Regions from separate parts of the Homo sapiens genome. Here region 2 is linked to region 1. Evidence: chromatin contacts called from ENCODE Hi-C data. All regions are on one chromosome and are shown on one strand. Each heading gives the region's core, a stretch centred on a gene start or an enhancer-like site at or near the end of the contact. The rest is flanking DNA. Distances are from core to core; before and after follow the strand shown. Region 1 holds the start of SIAH1 (siah E3 ubiquitin protein ligase 1). Region 2 overlaps LONP2 (lon peptidase 2, peroxisomal).

Region 1 (6,677 bases), core at 2,821-5,320:
GCACTCCAACCTGGGTGACAGAGTAAGACTCCGTCTTGGAAAAAAAAAAAAAAAAGAAAAAAGAAAAAGGCTAAATTCTGACAAGTGTAAAGAAAAGATTTGGATCCATGGAAATGAGCATCTGTGGGTTGGGCATGAGGCAGGGGTTGTACCTAATGCACTGGACAGTTATCACTGCATTCCAATGAACTCAAGAACAACAATTACTTAAACTAATTGTCAGTATCACCTACTTCCACCAGCTACATAAAAACCTCAATGATTTTCTAATTTTTTTTTTTGATACAAGGATCTTGCTCTGTTGCCCAGGCTGGAGTGCAGTGGTGTGATCTCTGCTCACTGCAACCTCCACCTCCTGGGTTCAAGTGATTGTCCTGCCTCAGCCTCCCGAGTAGCTGAGATTACAGGCATCCACCACCACACCTGGCTAATTTTTGTAGTTTTAGTAGAGACGAAGTTTCACCATGTTGGCCAGGCTGGTCTCCAAATCCTGACCTCAGGTGATCTGCAGGCATTGGCCTCCTAAAGTGCTGGGATTACAGGCGTGAGCCACCGTGCCCGGCTCTAACTTCTTGAAAAATGTGATGCCTAGCATGTAACCTTTTTCCTAAAGAAACTTGATTATATTGAAGGAAAACTACAGTTATGGGCGAACTCATTTCCCAACCACTTGGGCTTTTGGGAACTTCCTTCAGCTACTTCCTGTTTCATTCTTGGATGCTCATGTTGTGTCTCTAACTTCTCCACCATGTCCAGGAAAATTTGTTTGGGATACTGTTTAACACATTCACCAACCTCAGACAGTGACTGGCAACAGGTGTGTCTGATAAAGAAAACATTGTTTCTGCTCTGCTGTAGGCATGTCTGACAAGTTGGGGACCTGCTTTCCTTTGCAAAGCTTATAGGAGTCTATTTGGGAGGGAGGAACCGCCTTCCAGTTTCCAGGCTGAAAAAGATTCTGTTTCGCTACCAGCAGAGCCAGGCTTGGAAGGGAATGCTAATATGTTTCCAGACCTATCCACCTAAGCTGAATGACAAATGGGTATCAGTGGTTTAATGTAAGAGGAGATAGCTATAGTTTCCTGGGCAAGAGACATCTGTGATTGCCTGGAAACAAACACAGCCCATCGGTGATTCAATAGATGGGTTTGGTCTTGTGAACTGGTCTATTGTAAAATAACTATATTGACATGAAGACACTTGGAAATCATCTGTTCAGTCTTAACTAGTTTAGCCAACTTTGACAGCATTATCTGAGAGGCTGAGGCACAAGAATCGCTTGAACCCAGGAGATGGAGGTTGCAGTGAGCCGAGATTACAAAATAAATAAATAAATAAATATCAATTTAATATAAATTCATAGCAAAACCCCCAAATAAAGATACTCTCATCAGTGCCTGTTTTATTTATTCATTTATTTTTATGTTTTTAGAGATGGAGTGTCCCTCTGTCACCCAGATGGGAGTGCAGGGGCACAATCATAGCTCACTATGGCCTCAAATTCCCAGGTTCAAGCAATCCTCTCATTTTGGCCTCCTGATTAGATGAGATTACAGGCGCACACCACCCTGCCGGGCTAATTTTTAAACTTTTTATAGGGACGGGGTCTTGCTATGTTCTTAGGTTGGTCTGGAACTTCTGGGCCTCAAGCGATCCTCTTGCCTTGGCCTCCCAAAGTGCTGGGATTACAGGTGTGAGCCACCGTGCCTGGCCAGTGCCTGTTTTATTCATAAGAGGAAAGTAATTTACATCACTGGTACCTTAACTACGGGCCAGATGCAGGACCAGAGCGTTATGTTCCATTGCAATAGATGGAATTACCATTTGATGTGATTTGAGGGGACCAGGAAGGCTCCCTATCCAGATGTGGCCTGAAAATATTTGTCACCGTTACTGAAATCCCATCAATTGGAGGATTATTTGGATAGGCTTTACAGTTTACAAAATGCTTTTCTATGGATAAACTGTCAAGGAAGCAGAGTCAACTCCCTGTTCAGAAAAGGTGCTTAGTTACCCCCACAGTGGAGCTATTTTCTTTCAAATGGAAGGTACATTTTTTTGAGAGGGGGAGTAAATTAAATTTATAATGGTGATGTTTATGTCCCACCCATAGCTACCACCCAGAATTAACCAAATCAGATTGAGCCCCGCCCAAATCTAGGTAGGAATTCTCAGAGATGGAATTAACCCGATTAAATTTGTTTTGTATAAAAGGGAAGTGGGGAAAGTAAGAAGTAACTTGGACTCTTCTAGAGGAGAGCAGGCACAAACTAAGCCAAGAAAAGCACGTTTGAGAATTCCAGAGGCAGAAGTTGCTTCTGGGTGCCTGACGTCAACGATCCAGCACTTCAAGACTGGTGTGCGGCATCCTCAGGGGACACTGTGTCCTGGGCACCCCTGCAGTTTAAGAGAATCCACTAGTTTATAAGGTAAGTCCTCGACTGTCAGCAGTGGGCCAGAGACAGACTGTTATTTTCAGATGGACAAATGCTGTTGGGTAGAGGAAGGGATGCGGGATAAGGAGGACAAAATCTGACTTTGGCAAAGCCGGGTGTTTAGAACTTTAATCGCCACGTTGGCAAGTTCTCTCTTAGTCCGTATCCATTTCACTGCTTGCAGAGCGGCCCAGGGGTTCTGGGGGCGAGAAACACATCTCACCCCAGAGCTGCTCCTCGCCCAGGACAGAACTCCTCTGCCCTTCACGACCAGGTCAAGGCCACATGGCTATGCCAAGCACATAGTCTGTAAAAATGGAAAATTTACCTCTAAACTGAAGTGAACCGAACTCTATTGACCTTCCCGTGTACTGAGGAGCTATAACTTCTCCCCAAAAATGTGAAAGTAAAATTGCAGTTTAAATCATGTAATTAGGAATACTGTAAACTAGTGTTTTGCACATATAAACTTTATCATACACTGGGAATTTGTACATACGTGCCCGGTATGGGATTTTTCTATTTTTATTTTTATTTTTTTGAGACAGAGTCTCGCTCTGTTGTCCAGGCTGGAGTGCAATGGCCTGATCTCTGCCTCACTGCAACCTCTGCCTCCCGGGTTCAAGCGATTCTCCTGCCTCAGCCTCCGAGTAGCTGGGACTACAGGCGTGCACCACCACGCCCGGCTAATTTTTGTATTTTTAGTAGAGATAGGGTTTCACCATGTTGGCCAGGCTACTCTCGAACTCCTGACCTCAGGTAATCCATCGGCCTCGGCCTCCCTAAGTGCTGGGATTACAGGCGTGAGCCACCGCGTCCGGACGGAATACCATTTTAATAGATCTTACATGGAATTCCAGTTAGGGCTTGTAAATGTCTCAGATGCTTGCTTCTGCTCATAGCACCCATCAAAGAATTGCAAGTGATGTTTTCCTTTTATTATTTCAAGAAGTGGAATGCAGAGTCCCTAATTAGGGACTTTCCAGATGAGCATGGACACAGGAAAACGCGTGCTTCCCCATTACCCACTTTTCAGCTGAAACAAGCTTTTGAAGCTCGTCCCGCTGTTGCTGAGGAGCGGCTCAACCTCGGGAGAGGCTGGGACTCTCTTTAGGGGTGGGGTCCCGGTCGGCGGGCAGGGCAGCCGCTTTTTCTTTGGGACTGAGTGGAGTTGGGAAGGATCCGTGGAGGCGCTGGGCTAAATCAGCAGACAAAACAAGGGGGAGGGCACAAGGCCGCGGCGGCGGCCAGCCTGGGGCTCGCATCCCGCTGGGCGACCCCTCCGGCCGGAGCCGGGGGGGTCACGCGGCCCCGGAACAAAGCGCCGCGGGAGGAGCTGCCCTGAGCCGACGGGCAAGCGCTAGCTTCTCGCGGGCCAGAGCGCCACGTGCCAGGATCCGTTGAATGCGCGGTGCACGGGCGCAGCAACGGTAGCCGAGTAGCCCCCGCACCTACTGCCGCCTTTGGAGACCCGCACAGCTACGCCCGCGGAGGCCGCCGCCGGCCGCGCCAACGCCTGTGCGCCTGCGCGCCCGCGAAAGCCCCGCCCCCCCAGGCTCCCAGCGCGCGGGGCCGCGCCTCCTCATGGCCGCCGCCGCAGTGTGTGGTATTTAGCGGGGGCGCGCGGCGGGCTCGAGGACGCGCGAAACGGCGGCGGCGGCGGCGGCCAGGGGGGAGCCGGGGCGGCCGTTGCGGGGCGCGCTCTCGAGAGGCGGCGGCGGCCCAGGGTGTCCCGTCGGTCTCGGCGCCGGGAAGAGGCGGTGGCGCTGCCCGCGGTGGCGGGGGTTGGCGACGGAGCGCGTTGGTGCCAGGACCGGGGTCCGAGGCGCGCTCTCCGCCCACAGGTAAGTGGGGCCCGGCCTGAGGGAGGAGCCGGCGGCGAGGGGCTCTCCGACAGGCGGGCGCCCAGGCCCGGTAATGGCGGAGGGCGGGAAGGGCGGCCCGGCCGGGGCGCGGGCAGTAGTCGGCGCGGCGGCGCCTTTGTCTCGGCCGGAGTCGGGCCGCCCGGTCGAGCGCCGCCCCCCGCCCCTCCCCTGCCTTCAGCCTTCGCAAGCCGGCTCGCCCCCGCCCCTGGAGCCCCGGGCCCGGCGGGGTGGCGGCGGGGGTCGGCCCCGCGCGGCCGGGCCGAGGGCGGGGGAAGGGCCTCGGCGGCGGCCCGGCCCCCGCGCGCCCGGGAGGCGGGCCCGGCCGGGGGTGGCGCCCGGCGCGCCCCGCGCCCTCGTGCCGGCCTTTGTTGTGGAGGGTCCCGGGGTGTGCGGCCAACATGGCGGAGGTCAGCTGAGTGCGGGCAGCTGCCGGGGCCCTGCCCTCCCTCCCCCTCCTCCCCGCGGCGCCCGGAGGCCCGGGCCGCACCGCGCCGCTCGGCGGGCCTCGGCCTCCGCTCTCTGCCCCCGACCCCCGGCTGGAGCCGTCCGGGACGGGGCTGCGCTCTTCCTGCCGCTTCGGCCGGAGGCTTCATTGTGCAGTGGGAAGAATGCAGCCTCCTCCCTTGTTTATGTCGTTAGAGAGGAGAGCGCGTGAACGGCGTGCCGGGGAAGCTCTAGCTTATTATAAACCTGGCATTTCCTAGGGTTCATTTGCCGGGTAGTTTGGGGTCCTTTCTTAACTCTCCCAAATTTATAACTTAAAGTGAATAACCTGGGCCACTCCGATGCGTAGGTTCGTTTTCGCTGTCTGCCCGTTCCTGGAAAGATACATAATTTGTTTGCTCGGACATTCAGAAAAGTCCAGCTTGGGTGTTCGGAAAATCAGATTGTGTGTACTTCTTTTGCCAAAGTCATAGAGGCCATAAACAAACAGAGAGACATGGATACTGGATATGGGACGGTGTTCTGACTGTCCCTTCCTAGCAGTTGAGCATTTACCTTTGCTTATAGCGGCTGTCAAGGGTAAATTGTTAACTCTTCAGCAGTTGGATGTTGAGAGCACGGGCTGTGAAGTCCGACTGTCTGCTTTGGGTCAAATCCTGCTCCACTGGTTTGTGACCTTGGGCAGATACTTCTCTGTGCTTCGCTTTCCTTATCTGCAAAATGGGTGTAACGACAGTATCTACCTCAAGCCCTGTTGAGAATTGATGAGATGACAATAGGTGGACTGAAAGCAGTGGCAGCCCCATACTAAGTTCTCAACAAATGCTTACTGTTAAGACTGTAGTTTAATAGCTAAACTTACGAGGTTTTCTTGGCATGATGTGTTGGTATGATGAAAGTGCATAGACCAGAATTTGTGAAATCAGGTCACAGATCTTTAGTGCTGGGTTTTTTCTTTCAATGCATTTTGTTGTTAAAAAGGACAAGGAGATTTGTATGATAAATTAACAGACTTTCTGAGATGGTGGCATTTTGGAAATTGCTGTGGCCGGGGATTTGAATGGCTATATCTTTGTGATTAAAAAAAATCAAATTGATTAAAATGAGGTCTTCTCTTAGCTAGTTTAGATTTATTGATCAGTTCACTTTCAAGGACTTGAGTTAACCAACTTAGAAAAGTGGGACAGTGAATACTTGAGTGTGTATCTATGGTGTTACCATCACTTTTAGAAGTTACTGAAGAGCAGAATGTAGTGTGGTGGCAAATGTAATGGTCTGGTAATTTTATCTGGGAGTTGTTGGCTCAAATTATGGTGGAGAGGATTTTAATTAGTTGTTAGGAGGACTTTAGACTGGTAGATCTTGAGACTCAAAGTAGATTACACAAATTGGTTGTGTAGTGTTTCATTCTGAAAATTTAAATAAAGATACAGATTTCTGTAATCTTGGATGGTTAGTTGCGATTATATCCAGAATTTGTTCCCCAAAGTTTATGCCAAACAGTTTTTTTTTCGTTATTGGCATCTTTCCAACATAATTTACTAACATTTAATATTTTAAACTGAAATACGTATAATAGATGTGAAACTGATAACTTTTCAGGATAAGTATTCCACAAAGTACAAATTCAGAAACAATGTTAATGCATTTTACATCTGTTAAATATTAATCTATTCCCTCTAAGCTTCGGGAAGTTCTTACGAAATTGCTGTAGAGAAATATTCTTTCTTAATATCTGTAATTAAAAAGCATGATTAGGTTAAATTGGAGTTATGAAGGAATTATCTAGCTATGTCAGTAATGACATAAAATAACAAATAGGATTTTCAGTGAGTATGGTGTTTTGAAAACAGATCTTACATAACTAGGGTAACAAAGTTTAGTAATTTACAGAGTTTTAGGTGACTGCTTAAATTGTATTTTTAAGCAGTTG
Region 2 (6,677 bases), core at 2,798-5,297, 110 kb after region 1:
TTTATAGTCTTCCAATAAATTTTCAAAAGAGATCATCTAAATTTTGAATTCTCCTTTTTTGGACAATATTAAGTAATAACTTGAAATACATTCTGTTTTACATAAGCAACAATTACATGGTAGGTCAAGGAAACGGGCATATCCTACATAAATAAAAAGAAGAATACACAGCAGAAAAAGTTTATTCTTTATTCAGAGTAAGCACTCTAGTGTATATTTACATCTACTATTACATTCTTCACATCTGGGCTATATTACCTTAATAATATAATTAGCTTAAACATAAAATAATCTTATACATTTTACAAATAATATCTAGATATCATTTTTTAAAAGCAGGTTTTCTATGTAGAAAGATAATAAAACTATACTTGGGTCTCCAAACTCTCAGGAATATTCACTTTAAATGTAACGTGTTGTGTAATTGAGTTTGTTCTTTTTTTAAATTTAAGTGAACCTACTGGCAATGGAAGCAGCAAGTGGCTTTCAAAATGGACACAGAAGAAATATCAGTGGATATTAAATTAACATCTGTACAGTACTTTACCATTTATAGAGTGCTTTAATATGTACTGTTATTTAATTGTTTCAACAATCTGTGAGGTCTGAGGTTTTTACCCAGGACTTGGGCAAGCAGGGAGGAAGAGGCTGTCAGCTACCAAGATACTCAGTTCCTCCATATGTATGTCTTGCTTCATTTTATAGCATTTACAGTCTGTAAGGAACCAATGCTATTCATAACTAAACTACAGTGATTAGTACGTGGGCCCAGGGGGCATTTACTCTGAGATATCATTTGAGGTTTTCATACCTTTTTTTTGAATGCTAATAAATCGACTGCCAAAAAAGTGAGTACCAAGGTCTACATCAGACAAGAAAATATCATTATGCTAGCTGCTTGTTATCAAAGATCAATTTAACAAATATTATTGAATCATTACAAAGTATATATAGGTGAAGACCTAAAACATATTGTTTATCAACTGAACAAATAAACAGGGGACTTAATCATCTACTACTACTTGTAAAGCTGTCTTTGGTGAACTTGCTTCAAAACAGTTGTTGAAAAAATTTAAGTGTCAGGGGAATACTCTAAAATTATTTTCAACAGGATAACTGTAAGTGTCTAATGGGAGAATCTGTCAGATAACCTGAAAAAATGTCCCAATATAAATTAAACTGAAAGTCTAAAGATATTATATAAGAAACTACTAAAATCTTAAATAATGTTCACTATTTTACTCTTCATAGTAAAAAGAACCAGTTATGGAGCCAGAAGGTAATGATCTTACAATAAAAAGTAGCAAAACTGAACCAAATCAAACCCTTACCTCCAAATACCAGGGCTTTTAAGTAAGGTAACTGTACTTTTTTATCGTCCAAACAAAACCCACTTCTGAGACTAAAAAAGAGTGCAATTAATATTAGGCATAAACTGGGAATGTGCCAAGCAAACCAGAATGTATGGTCTCCTGCTTAATAAGACACATGTCCCAGGCCATCCTGTTCTAAGATCACAAAAACAGAAAAAAAACAGGAAGCACGAGGCAGCTCAAAGCACAGAAATAAACAAGAAAAAAATAAAAACTTTCACAAAGTAAGTTTTCCTCAATTTTACAAATCAATTTGCATTAATAATATTTTAAGCAAGGGTAAAAGGGAGGAGGGGCTGATGTGCTAAAATAAGGAGGACTGGCTGAAATAAATTTAGGAAGCAGTCAGATCCCAGATCCCCTCCCCCACCCCAGCAAAACACTGGAAGTTTATTTTCTTAAGAACATAAAACAGTGGTTCTCTGCACAGGGGACCCTGGGCACAGCTGATAAGAACATATACTATGCTGAAAACAAGAGCTCAGGTGAATGCATATACACGGATGCTGAATGCAGTGATACCCCCGACCCCAATCATTCTTCCCCTGCTTGGTTCCCAGAATGATGGCAGCCAGGCCTTCATTCTCAAGGCAAGAGACAGGAAGTCTTCTCTGAGGAATCTGACCATCCTAAGAAGGAAGACTTAAAGCTATTGAGTAGAAGATTCCTCAACCAAACAGCACAGCCAGCTGACTCTATTGTGGAACTCACTGTTGATAAGCCCCACTCCTATGCTCATAGCCTCCAATCAGCCTTTTTGTCCCTTACTATTAAATATAAACACACAAACAAAAATGTCCAGATATCTAATGAAAGACTCTAATATAAAAGAGACTAAAAGAAATATATAATAAACAGATAAAAGCAGCTTAAAGAGAAGTAATTTTTTTCTTTTTCTTTTTAATATACCAAGTGGTCAGAGAAGTAAAATTTTAAAATATATCTATAAGTATCTTTCTCATGGAGATAAGATATATTACAACTATGTAACAAGAACAGGATACTATAAAAGAACATGCAGAGAAAGTTTTTGAAATAATAAATTCAGAGGGTTTTTAAAAGATAAATCTGAGAAAGTCTGCACAGAAAGTAGAGCAAAACATAAAAGTGGAGACTAATAGGAGAGAAAAGATAAGTCTGAAACATAATATCCAAGTCATGGGAGTTCCAAAAAATAAAGGGGAAAAGTCATCAATAAAAGAATTTAAGAAAAATTTTAGAACCAAAGAACAGGAAGAATTCAAAGAAAGAATGAGCAAAAATGCATGAAAAGAAACCCATGCCAAGGCAGATTATTAGGAAATTTCAGAATCCCAGGATAAAGGGAAGAACCTGAAAGTTTTCAGGGTAAAGCAGGTCTGCAAGGATAGGAACTGAATGGAATCAGTTTTACCAACAGCAACACTGGAAATGGGAAAGTGAAGTAAAATGGAGGCAAAGTACAATTCTATAGAAAAATTATTTCCAACCAGAATTCTTTACTCAAATTACTAATCAAGTATGAGGGAAACATAAAGACATTTTCAGATATGCAAAGTCTAAAACATTTACCACTCATGCAAGCTTTCTCAGGAAACTATCAGGGAGTTAACACCACAAAAATGAGGGAATGGACCAAGAAAGAGCAAGAAATGGAATACAGGAGACAGGAAATCCAACATGGTGAGAGGTGAAGGGAGAACCTAGGAAGGAAGCCATAAAACCGGATGTCAAAAACAACCAGTTCAGACCGGACGCTTAAGAAGATAAAATGGATAGAACACCTAAAGTGTCTGAAGGTCTTGACAGAATTAGACGATTGGTGAAAAAGTAAACAAAAGAAACAAGACAGCTAACTCTGAAAATATTCTTAAAAAGTAGAGAAAAACAAAAATAGGAACAGGAAAAGTGATCACAGTTTACCATGTGGCTCCTGCTGTGAAAAGCATTTACATAATCATAATAATGTAAATACTAATATGGATGTATTAGTATTCACAAGAAAAAAACAACAAAAAAACAAGAAAAAAATTCTTATTGCGAGATCTAAGGTATAAAAATGATACAGTGGGGACAACGGAAGAAAAAAGGTAAAATCTTCACCTCCTGTTGGGGGGCATCTATAGAAAATGACAAAAACTAAAAAAAAAAAAAATCAGGAAGTGCAAGATAGCCATGCTATTTTGAAAATAGGGTTAATCAACTAAAAGCTGAAGAGGTCAAAGTGCAGAAGAAGGCATGGGGGACCCCAGGGAGAAGGAGACTTGCTTGCTGTTTTTTTTGCCATAACTGTGTAGAATTGTTGGCCTCTAGATAATAAGTGTGCACAAAACTTTGTTAAACTATCTGATTAAAATACAAAAGGAAAATAAAAAAAAAGGGGACTTAGTGAAAGAAATCTCAAAAACATTTTAATTTAAGTGCCAAATTGCTCAGACCTCAGCCGGTATCAAACTGTTTTTCCCATAACTAAAGCTACACCACTGTGTATATCACTTGAATATGATTATCAACCCTCCTCCATACTCTTCCAGTATGAAGACAGACAGGGAATTTTCCAAATCTTACCTCAAGCAGAGCTGCTGCTGGATCACCCTGTAGACTTTTTCCCAGTTTGTCAACCTCATCTAATAGGAACACTGGGTTGTTCACTCCCACAGTCTTCAAGCCGTTGATGATGCGACCAGGCATGCTGCCAACATAGGTGCGCCTAGAGAAAGCAAGTAGCACATTCACAGTGTGAGATGTCAGGAGGCAGGAGCGACGCCATTCAGAAATCAAAACTTAGGAATGTGAAAAGATCATTTAGCTATCACTATAATATAGCAAAGAGGTACTATGTATTTAAAAGGCACTATGATAAATCAAAAGTTATTATATTCAATTCTAATCTTATCTTCTACTTAATTCTGGCTACAAGTTGCCCATGATATTGGAAGAACTGTATCACATTTTGCCATTTGGTGAAATGAAGAAACACGACACTTAAGTCACCAGTTACGGTTCTTACTCTTCAAGATTCCAAAATGTCCAAAGTACCCTATGAATTCCCATGCTTTCCATGATTTTTCTGAGCATCCCCCTACCCAACGCAACCACCTTTATGCACACTGAAATGGCTGCCCCTGGGCCAGCTAAAACATCATCATCTTCATGAAGGAAATTAAAATCAGTTCAAACAGCCACTCAGAATGCAGACCAAAAACAACAACAAAAAAGAAAAACTCCAATCTCTTTTATTTTCAGAGGAAATAATCTATTAATTATAGTATAAGGATCTGGGGTCAACAGTATTTATATCAGAATTCCATTATTCTGTCCTTTTGAACAAAACTGTATTCATCCCATATGCACTAATTGGCAATAACCACGTTCAGCCAGCCAGGTATTTTGTTGAACGTTAAAATGTGAGAGCCTGCTTTATTGTATTTGGACAAGAATCACCCACATAATTATGACAGATGTAGAGTGTGGCATGAAATAAAAACACATAAGTTTATCAAACCAAAAAAGGTGTCTTTTTTACAAAGCCAGCAAAACTTAAAGCAGCAATTTACTAATTTTAATTATAACCCTGCTGTCTATGTTGTGCAAAGCAAATGCTGTCTCTGAAAAGGCATAAAAGCCTGACTGCCGAGAAGAAAATGATCAATGACAAGTGGAACAGCCACAGTTACCTCATGATCTGCACAAAGCCGATTCACAGAGCAGGCCTGATTTCTGCCACATGACTGGTATAAAGTAGGACAGAATAAACAGAGTGAACTTTGAAAAGGCAAGCAAGCCTTAAAAATATCATGGGAATGCCTTTCATCCGGGAAAGGTGACTAAGGCACAGGGAAGCAAAGGCAATAAACATTGTCCTGTTAATATAAGGAATTAGCACATTCAAGATTTCAGAATCAGATACAGGAAAGACGAGACTCAGAATTTATAAATTCTTTCCAATTATTTTTCTAGAGAACTTACAGATTTGCCATTACTCTGATTTTTAAGAGTGGTAGGGAAGGGAATTTTTTTAAAGAATCTCAAAGGCTCTAATGGGTCATTTTTTGCTGCAGTTATTTATTTGCCTTTCCTTTTTTGATGAGTAAACTTCAAAAACAAGTACTGACAATTCTACACCTGAAGTCACAGAGAGAAAATAATATTCTAGGTAGGCACCCTTTCTAAAAAAATTGGAATCCTAGATTCTACTCACACTGTATATAAGCAATTCCTCTTACACTTTCCATTGCTTCCCAGAGCCTACAGAATAAGGTTCAAATTCCTTTGTCTGGAGTTCGAGGCTTTTCACAATCCAGCTCCCATTCATCTTCCCAACTTGCTGCCATTACTTTCTTGCTTCAACCACAATCAAGATACTATTACGCCCCTTAAAAATTTTTACCTTTCTTAAAAATATGGTGCCTTCCTGCCCTTAATACTCCTCTTCCTGCTACGTAAATCCCAACAATTCTAAGAAACTTTTTCTGACTACCTCTCACAAAGGGATCGCTCTAATAATGCAATGTCTACAGCACTTACTGGCCCCATAACTCATCTGATGGTTACTTACAACCTAGTTTTTATTCATGGGTATAATAACCTCCTCTATAGAGCCAGTGAGCACTTTTATGACAGAGACGGGGTCTTACCACAGAGTAGAGGCTAGATATAGAGCTGTAAGATTGTTCCCCACCAGATCCACCGTGCCAGCACTCAAAGCATCTTTCCATCAGCACTCTAAAGGTAACACAGTACAAGCCTCTGAATACTATTTTGGGCAAATTACTTGACCTAAGCCTCAGTTTCCTCACCTATAAGATGGGGAAAATAGTGTCAACCTGGTGGGTTATATTAATATAAGGATCATGAGAGAACACAGGCAAAGCACACAGCACGGTCCCTGGCACACAGTGAGCTTTCCAGTGATGCTCATCATTATTAGCAACAGCTACTTAAAGTTTACTTCTGGTTTCCTGGAAAAAGCACAAGAGCAGAATTCAGTACACCTGAATTTGAGTCCCATTTCAATTTCTGCCTCATGGAAGCAACTTTTGCAAATGTCTTTTATAGCAGACAAGAGAGAAAAATATAGGCATTTCACCATCCACTCTTCCTACCTATTCAATTAAAGGGCTCGGCTCCCGCAGGCTATAATGCAAACTGTTAAAATAAAATTTACAAAGAATTTGGAATAGAAAAGAGTTTAAGTGTTACAATGTTAAGTGAAAATGACAGGATTACAATTCTGTTACTTAAAATCCAATGATAAGTCTGGCAGAACAAAACAAATGTTAACAGTGATTATCTTTGTACGGTAGAAAAACATGAGGATTTTTT

The links. Hi-C counts contacts between places; a loop is a spot of excess contacts on that map. Pooled maps may share reads with other maps.
Region 2: a map of dorsolateral prefrontal cortex shows a loop between it and region 1 (2.6-fold over the local background). The contact joins the enhancer-like site here to the promoter of SIAH1 in region 1. A Hi-C loop is called at or near these places in 2 of 168 maps with a recorded cell type or tissue (both dorsolateral prefrontal cortex) and 4 of 50 pooled maps.

Annotation. Positions count from the first base shown.
Region 1 is chr16:48,382,806-48,389,482 of GRCh38, reverse strand. SIAH1 (siah E3 ubiquitin protein ligase 1) reads left to right here and starts at 4,070. Exons shown (of 2, transcript NM_003031.4): 1 at 4,070-4,279. RefSeq lists silencers at 3,642-4,461, 4,562-4,631, 4,722-4,991.
Region 2 is chr16:48,274,723-48,281,399 of GRCh38, reverse strand. LONP2 (lon peptidase 2, peroxisomal) reads right to left here. Exons shown (of 15, transcript NM_031490.5): 8 at 3,921-4,062. Among named protein-coding and RNA genes, the nearest start is that of ABCC11, 31 kb to the right of the region's middle. Within about 2 kb of position 4,047, at least 6 of the 41 ENCODE cell types and tissues checked have a DNase peak (open chromatin) inside an H3K27ac peak, as active enhancers do; they include dorsolateral prefrontal cortex, where a contact is called at or near this core.